Linked DNA regions of Homo sapiens: region 1 is linked to region 2. The links are chromatin loops, found by intact Hi-C in ENCODE. Cell type or tissue: psoas muscle. All regions are shown on one strand. Each heading gives the region's core, and the rest is flanking DNA. Links, peaks and the distances in the headings are about the cores only.

Region 1 (2,922 bases), core at 179-2,678, 200 kb before region 2:
GAATTCATTGGTTAGGCATTGGTGGCTTTCTTGGTTAGGAGGGAGTAATGCTGCTTGGTAGTTCTGCTGCAGATCAAAGTCCAAAACATCACTTGGAAAGCCTCCCATTGCTGTTTGAAAGTTCTGCCTCTTGAGATAATTTTCTTGATGTCATTTTTCTTTAGAGAATCCTTCAGTCCCAGGGAAACAAACCTTGAGAGGCTATAGTTTAGCCAAATGATAAAGAGCTGGCATATTCTAAATAAATTAATTTGCTGTCTCCACTTAAGGTGAGTCCTCTTGAGTTTCCTTCACCCTGTCGGTGGGTGCTGAGGGTTTGTGATCATTCTCATGTGAAGGAAGAATCTTTTTCTCATGCAAGTTTATATTCCAGCTTTCAAAGACAAAAAAATCTCTGAATAAAAACAGTGATAGAATATTTTTTTTGGCAGACAAGGCCCCATTGAAGTGGAAATTTGAGTGTCAGGACTAAGGAATAATTAAAGATGTGTATGAGATGATTGCAACTGGTAGATGAAATGTGGGAAAAAAGGATAAAAATATATTTGGAAAGACAGAGGTAACAAACATGTCTCTTTATTTTCTAATCAATGTTTGCATTCACAAAATGTTTTAGAGGAAATGAAGTATAATACAACAAATATTATTAAATGCTGCCAGAACTCTTTCTTAAGGACAATAACAGCTAATATGTACTCTCTAAGTACATAGCAGTTTAATAAATGTTTGCTGATCCCATTTCAGAAGTGGTGCAACAAACTTTATTAAACTCCCTGTGCTTTTACTAATCTTTTAGAGACACTTTTTTTTTCAGTATGATCTCTTAGGTACCATAAGATGCAACTGTAAGCATAAACTCATAGACACAAATAATAACTATTAGAATATTGGTTCTTTTTTACAGCTTGAAAGGTTATTCTAATTTTCTGTTGAAGGACTGAATGAATTAGAAAAAGGAGGTAATTCGAGATATCTAGATAACTATTGTCTATAGAGGACTGGAGAAAGAATGCTAATTTATTTTCTTGTTTAGACATGTAGATGGCAAACAATTTGTATCCAAATTGTATGTCAATATTTAAGATGTCTCAAATCAACATTAGTGTTATCTAGTTTTGGGGATGCTATGTGACTAAAGATGCTGATTGCATGAACGAAGGTATTTGCTTTCACCTGTTGATGAAGTGTGACTGCTTCACAAGCCATATGCATGTAACAAAGGTCTAGTGTTATAAACGTCCCTCCCCTTGTTGCTGTTAGATTCGGCTGGAATTAATGCTGTATCTCTGGACTGCCACTGAAAATATAACTCCTGAAAGATGGATTATTTTGTTATGGCAACACAATTGCTATTCGGTCCCTAGTAGATCTAGGAAAGACATTGATAGTTACCACTGAATCATAAAAAATGGGAAATCTTTGCTATTGAGGTCACAGATCAGGACCTTTCCCATTCTTCTATTCTCTAGTGACTCTCTTTTTCTCTGTCTTGTCCACTTTAGCACAGAAATTATATCTTTTCCGTGGGATAAGGAAACTTATCTTTACTATGGAGTAAGGACACTTTAGGGAACGTGCTAAATGCAGCTCAGCAGTGAGCTTGACACAGATTTGGAATATTAAACCTTTTGGATCAGTGCCTCTCATACCTGCACACTCCATTTCCACATGGTGGCAGCTGCAACCCTAGAAATGGGAAAGCAAGTGCCAGTCAGCAGGACAGGAGGGAGGCAACCTCAGAATTTAGAAGCTTGTGTGATAGTCATGAACCTCCTTCTAGAACAATCCCATCGTGAGGAAAGTTGGTATTGTTGTGCTAAATTTTCATGGTGGACCTGTCTGGAATTTTAGGAGTGTAATCTTCTCATTTCCTTTAGAAAAAAAAAAAAAGCCAGCTAGAAAGGGAGGATGCACCATGCTAAAAATTACCTAATGAAACCGAATGCAACTGAGAAAAATACTTGGACTTGGTTGTTTCAACAACCTGTTCTTCCCTTGTGAAATAAAATCAGCCACACTGCTGTGTAGAATGTAATAAAGATGGGGAGTGTCCTGCTTTTAACAGTGTGCTGGGAGAATGTGTTTCTGTGCCAGTCCCTGTAAGGTTATGTGATATGCTAAGTTTTGCAAGCCTGGTTCCTTTCCTGGCAAGGGAAAACCGATAAGATAAGGGAAAACCATTTTGCTATGGACTTGCCCCAAGATGCATTCATAATGTCACAGCTCCCTTAGTCTAGCTGGGCCTCGCTGGGGCTGCCTCAAGCTGTTGGCCATTCTGTTATCTGGTCCACTCTGCTATTTTGTTATGGCAACACAATTGCTATTCGGTCCCTGGTAGATCTAGGACAGACATTGATAGTTACCACTGAGGCATAAAAAATGGGAAATCTTTGCTATCGAGATCACAGATCAGGACCTTTCCCATTCTTCTCTTCTCCAGTGACTCTCTTTTTCTCTCTGTCTTGTCCACTTTAGCACAGAAATTATATCTTTTCTGCAGGATGAGGAAACTTATCTCTACTATAGAGTAAGGACACTTTAAGGAACATGCTAAATGCAACTCAGCAGTGAGCTTGACACAGATTTGGAACGCCGTTAGTTTCAGTGTGATTTGCAGGCCCAGAAAAATAACAACAGCTTCGCATTCTGCAGTCTAAGTTACAGAGGTTTTCCTGGTAGAAGTGGATATTTGAGGTCAGGAGTAAGAGTTTTAATTAAAAATGCTTTTTAAAAACACTTTTATGTATACAATTAGAAATGTATAAAATTTAGAAAAAGACATAAATACAAAAAATACCTCTTTCATAATGGTTTCACTTCTCTTGTTTTGAAGCATGCGAAGTAAAAAGTGAAACTCTCTTTTCTTTCCCTCTGATCCTGAAAGTAACCACAGCTGGCAGTTGAACAGCCATCACCCCACCT
Region 2 (2,922 bases), core at 278-2,777:
AAGCTCTTTGGATGACACCATCATTCACAGAGGAAAACAACAATAATGTACTCTTATAAATAAAGATGAAAAGATGTGGGTTTCACATCAGTAACTTTCAGAGTCAGGTGATAATATTCAATGGCAATATTTTTGTTAGACCTCCATCACCATTTTATTGTCTTCAAGATAACAAACTTATGTGGCATTTTAAGTCACTCAGTTGCCCAGAAATATACTTTACAATCCTTTTATCTTGGTGAGTGCACCAGGAAGTTTTATTACTTGGTATTAAATATTCTGTGAGAGCTTTATTGATTCTTTTTTAGTTATAAGGTGGGCATTTGATTATTCTTGATTTTAAAAATGTCTGGTTTTTGTTAACCTCAAAAGGAAAGCTTTCTGGAACTTGTTGGTAATCTGACTGTAAGGTGACTGACTTAGGACCTGCCATCAAGCTGCCTTGGAACACTCCCAGAAGACTCTCTGTGAGAGATGGGAGACCGCAGCTGTGGGTACCCACCCTGCCTCGATGGGGCTGCTGGTCATGGATTTGGTAGATACTAGGCATTCATATAAGACCTCATTTACATAAAGGGCTTAATTGTTGTAACCACCTCCAAAGCACTGCTTTATTAGCCAGAACTTTAGGGACTAGATGACCCCTTCAGCACCTTGTCATAGTGAACCTAAATTGTTCTGAGAGCAGTTGTGGCTCTGTTCATAAGTAGCCCCCTAGTCCCTATCTGTGGAGAGAGGGGATCAGGTGTGTGCCCTCTTCAGACCGCTCAGCATCACAGGAAGACCTTAGTCCTGCCTCGCCCTCCAATCAGCTAACATCTGTGGCTTCACATTAAACTGGAACCACTGTCCTTCTCTACCTAACAAAAGTTACATTGTGAGAAATATTTACAGATGATTAACTGTCATTGTCCTCCTTGAATCTGTAGCCAAAATACTTAGAACAATTTTTTTTGTGGCTTACTTACCAACATAAAAGATCTCAAGGGATGGATTTTGGTGTTACCTTTACTGCTGCTTTATCACCAGCTCTCTATTGCTTCCTCTTCTGTAATTTCTTCAGCAAGTATATTTTAAATTTTGTTACAATACTTATGTGTTTATGTAAGCTATTTACAACCCCTGTTTTTCATTTTATAAGGAAATAAAAATTTAAAAATTTGCAATCTATTTATAATGTAGGATCAATTTAAATCAGCATATTACCACTCTGAAGGATGGTAACTTGTTAAGCCTTATTTCTGATGATTCAATGAAAAGCTTTATCTAGCACCTGCACTTGACCCTAAGGACTGTGGTCTCAATGCTGACCTCTGGTGGCCATGTTCTGCCAGCCCCTGCCCTGCCATCCACCCCTGCCCTCTGCCTTTCCAACTGCTGTGTCTTGTGCTCCAGTCTTTAAAAGAGCTACCTTTGTTTTCAAGCTACAGCCATTATTGTGACAAATATATTGCTCCTACGCTAATATATATATATATCATGCCTTAACTCCAGGAGCCCATTTACAGCTAGTACTATTGAAACCAAGGGGTTAATTTCATCAGGTATGCCTGCCCTGTTTGCTTTTGATGGCCTGCTTTTTTGTTGTTTTTGTTTATTCGTGTTTTCCATGAAGCCAAAGGCCTTGACACTCAACGCTGATACTTAATCATCACTGACTACTTTATGCATAACATTAACAGGTCAACATGGTAATGGTTGCTTCTGTTGCTTTTCAGAAACTTGGGCCAGCTCCTGTTCAGTTCAAACTGGTTGAGACCACTGACACTTCAACGGAGCCTGTGCAAGTGCCCGAGAGGTGGCCTTTTGACTTCAGAAGGCCCAAAGTTCCACCCTTATGTTATGCTAATGCCGCCTTTCTATACATATGTCCTATGAAATACTGTGAACCCTGTGCAGAAAGAACCTGTTACTTCATTTTCCCCCACTGCCAATCACCTTTCCTCACCCTGTGTCCCTAACCCATAAATATCCCTCAGCCTTATCTTCAGGGAAGTGGATTTGAAAACTATTCTCCCACCTCCGCACTTGGTGTCCTTGGGAATAAATTCTTTCCCTCTTACAAAACTAGTGTTACAGTGATTGATTTACGGCACATGGGCAGAACAGACCTACACCTGGCTGGTAACACTATCAGGTACCAAACAATGAGGAAGAACAGATAATGCAGAATTTTTTGTATATCTGGCCTGGCTTGCAATGGGACTGACAGACTTCTCACATCACTTAGTGGAACTGTTCATTCCACCTTTTCTTTGGGCTTTCTCGGGTGATTATAGCAACACCTGAGAAGAAAATAATAAAGACATCAACACAGTGGAACTCTCCTGAAAAGCCCTTCTTGTGTACCTGCTCAGGGTTTCGTGCCTTTGTTACTATGCATCTCCATTAGGTGTCCAGAGACCACAGAAAGGTCAGCCAGATGAAAAGGTTACTGGGTCAAAATAAGTTCAGAAAAACTTCATCACAGCAAAATACTAGCCACAGAAATAGTTCTGAGGTAGGAGATCAGCAGGACTTGTTTTCTGATCACAACCTTGCTGATCTAAACAGGATGTAGCAGAGAAACTGGCAGAAACCAGCAGATGGCAACAAAAGCAACCTCTGGTTGTCCTCACTGCTCATTAGCAAAAAGGCACTCCCACCAGCGCCATGACAGTTTACAAATGCCATGGCAATGACCTGGAAGTTACCTTATGTAGTTCTGGGAACTCCTCTGCCCCTTTTCTAGAAAATTCCTAATAATTTGCCCTTTAATTATTATATAATTGAGATTGGGTATGAATATGGCTCGCCAGCAATCCGTGGGGACTGCTGCTCTGGGCTGCTACCCTGGCTGCTGCTGCTCCAAGATGCTCTGCCTATGGGATGGCCCTGCTCTGTCTGTGGAGTGGCCATTTTGTTGCCCACTGTTGCTCTAAT

Evidence for each region. Peaks named below come from ENCODE experiments on the same cell type or tissue, not always from the same donor. Only the 100,000 strongest peaks of a DNase experiment are listed, where the experiment ranks them.
Region 1: it touches region 2 in a loop (7-fold over the local background); 25 of 110 quality-filtered maps call a loop at or near these places.

The regions. Positions count from the first base shown.
Region 1 is chr18:11,511,587-11,514,508 of GRCh38, reverse strand. No RefSeq gene overlaps it. Among named protein-coding and RNA genes, the nearest start is that of LINC01255, 24 kb to the right of the region's middle. In psoas muscle, for the core only: a CTCF peak has its summit at 1,668 (motif pointing right); no DNase peak of the experiment used is centred there; H3K27ac peaks cover 712 bases.
Region 2 is chr18:11,309,076-11,311,997 of GRCh38, reverse strand. No RefSeq gene overlaps it. Among named protein-coding and RNA genes, the nearest start is that of LINC01928, 140 kb to the left of the region's middle. In psoas muscle, for the core only: a CTCF peak has its summit at 1,323 (motif pointing left); a DNase peak (open chromatin) is centred at 1,337.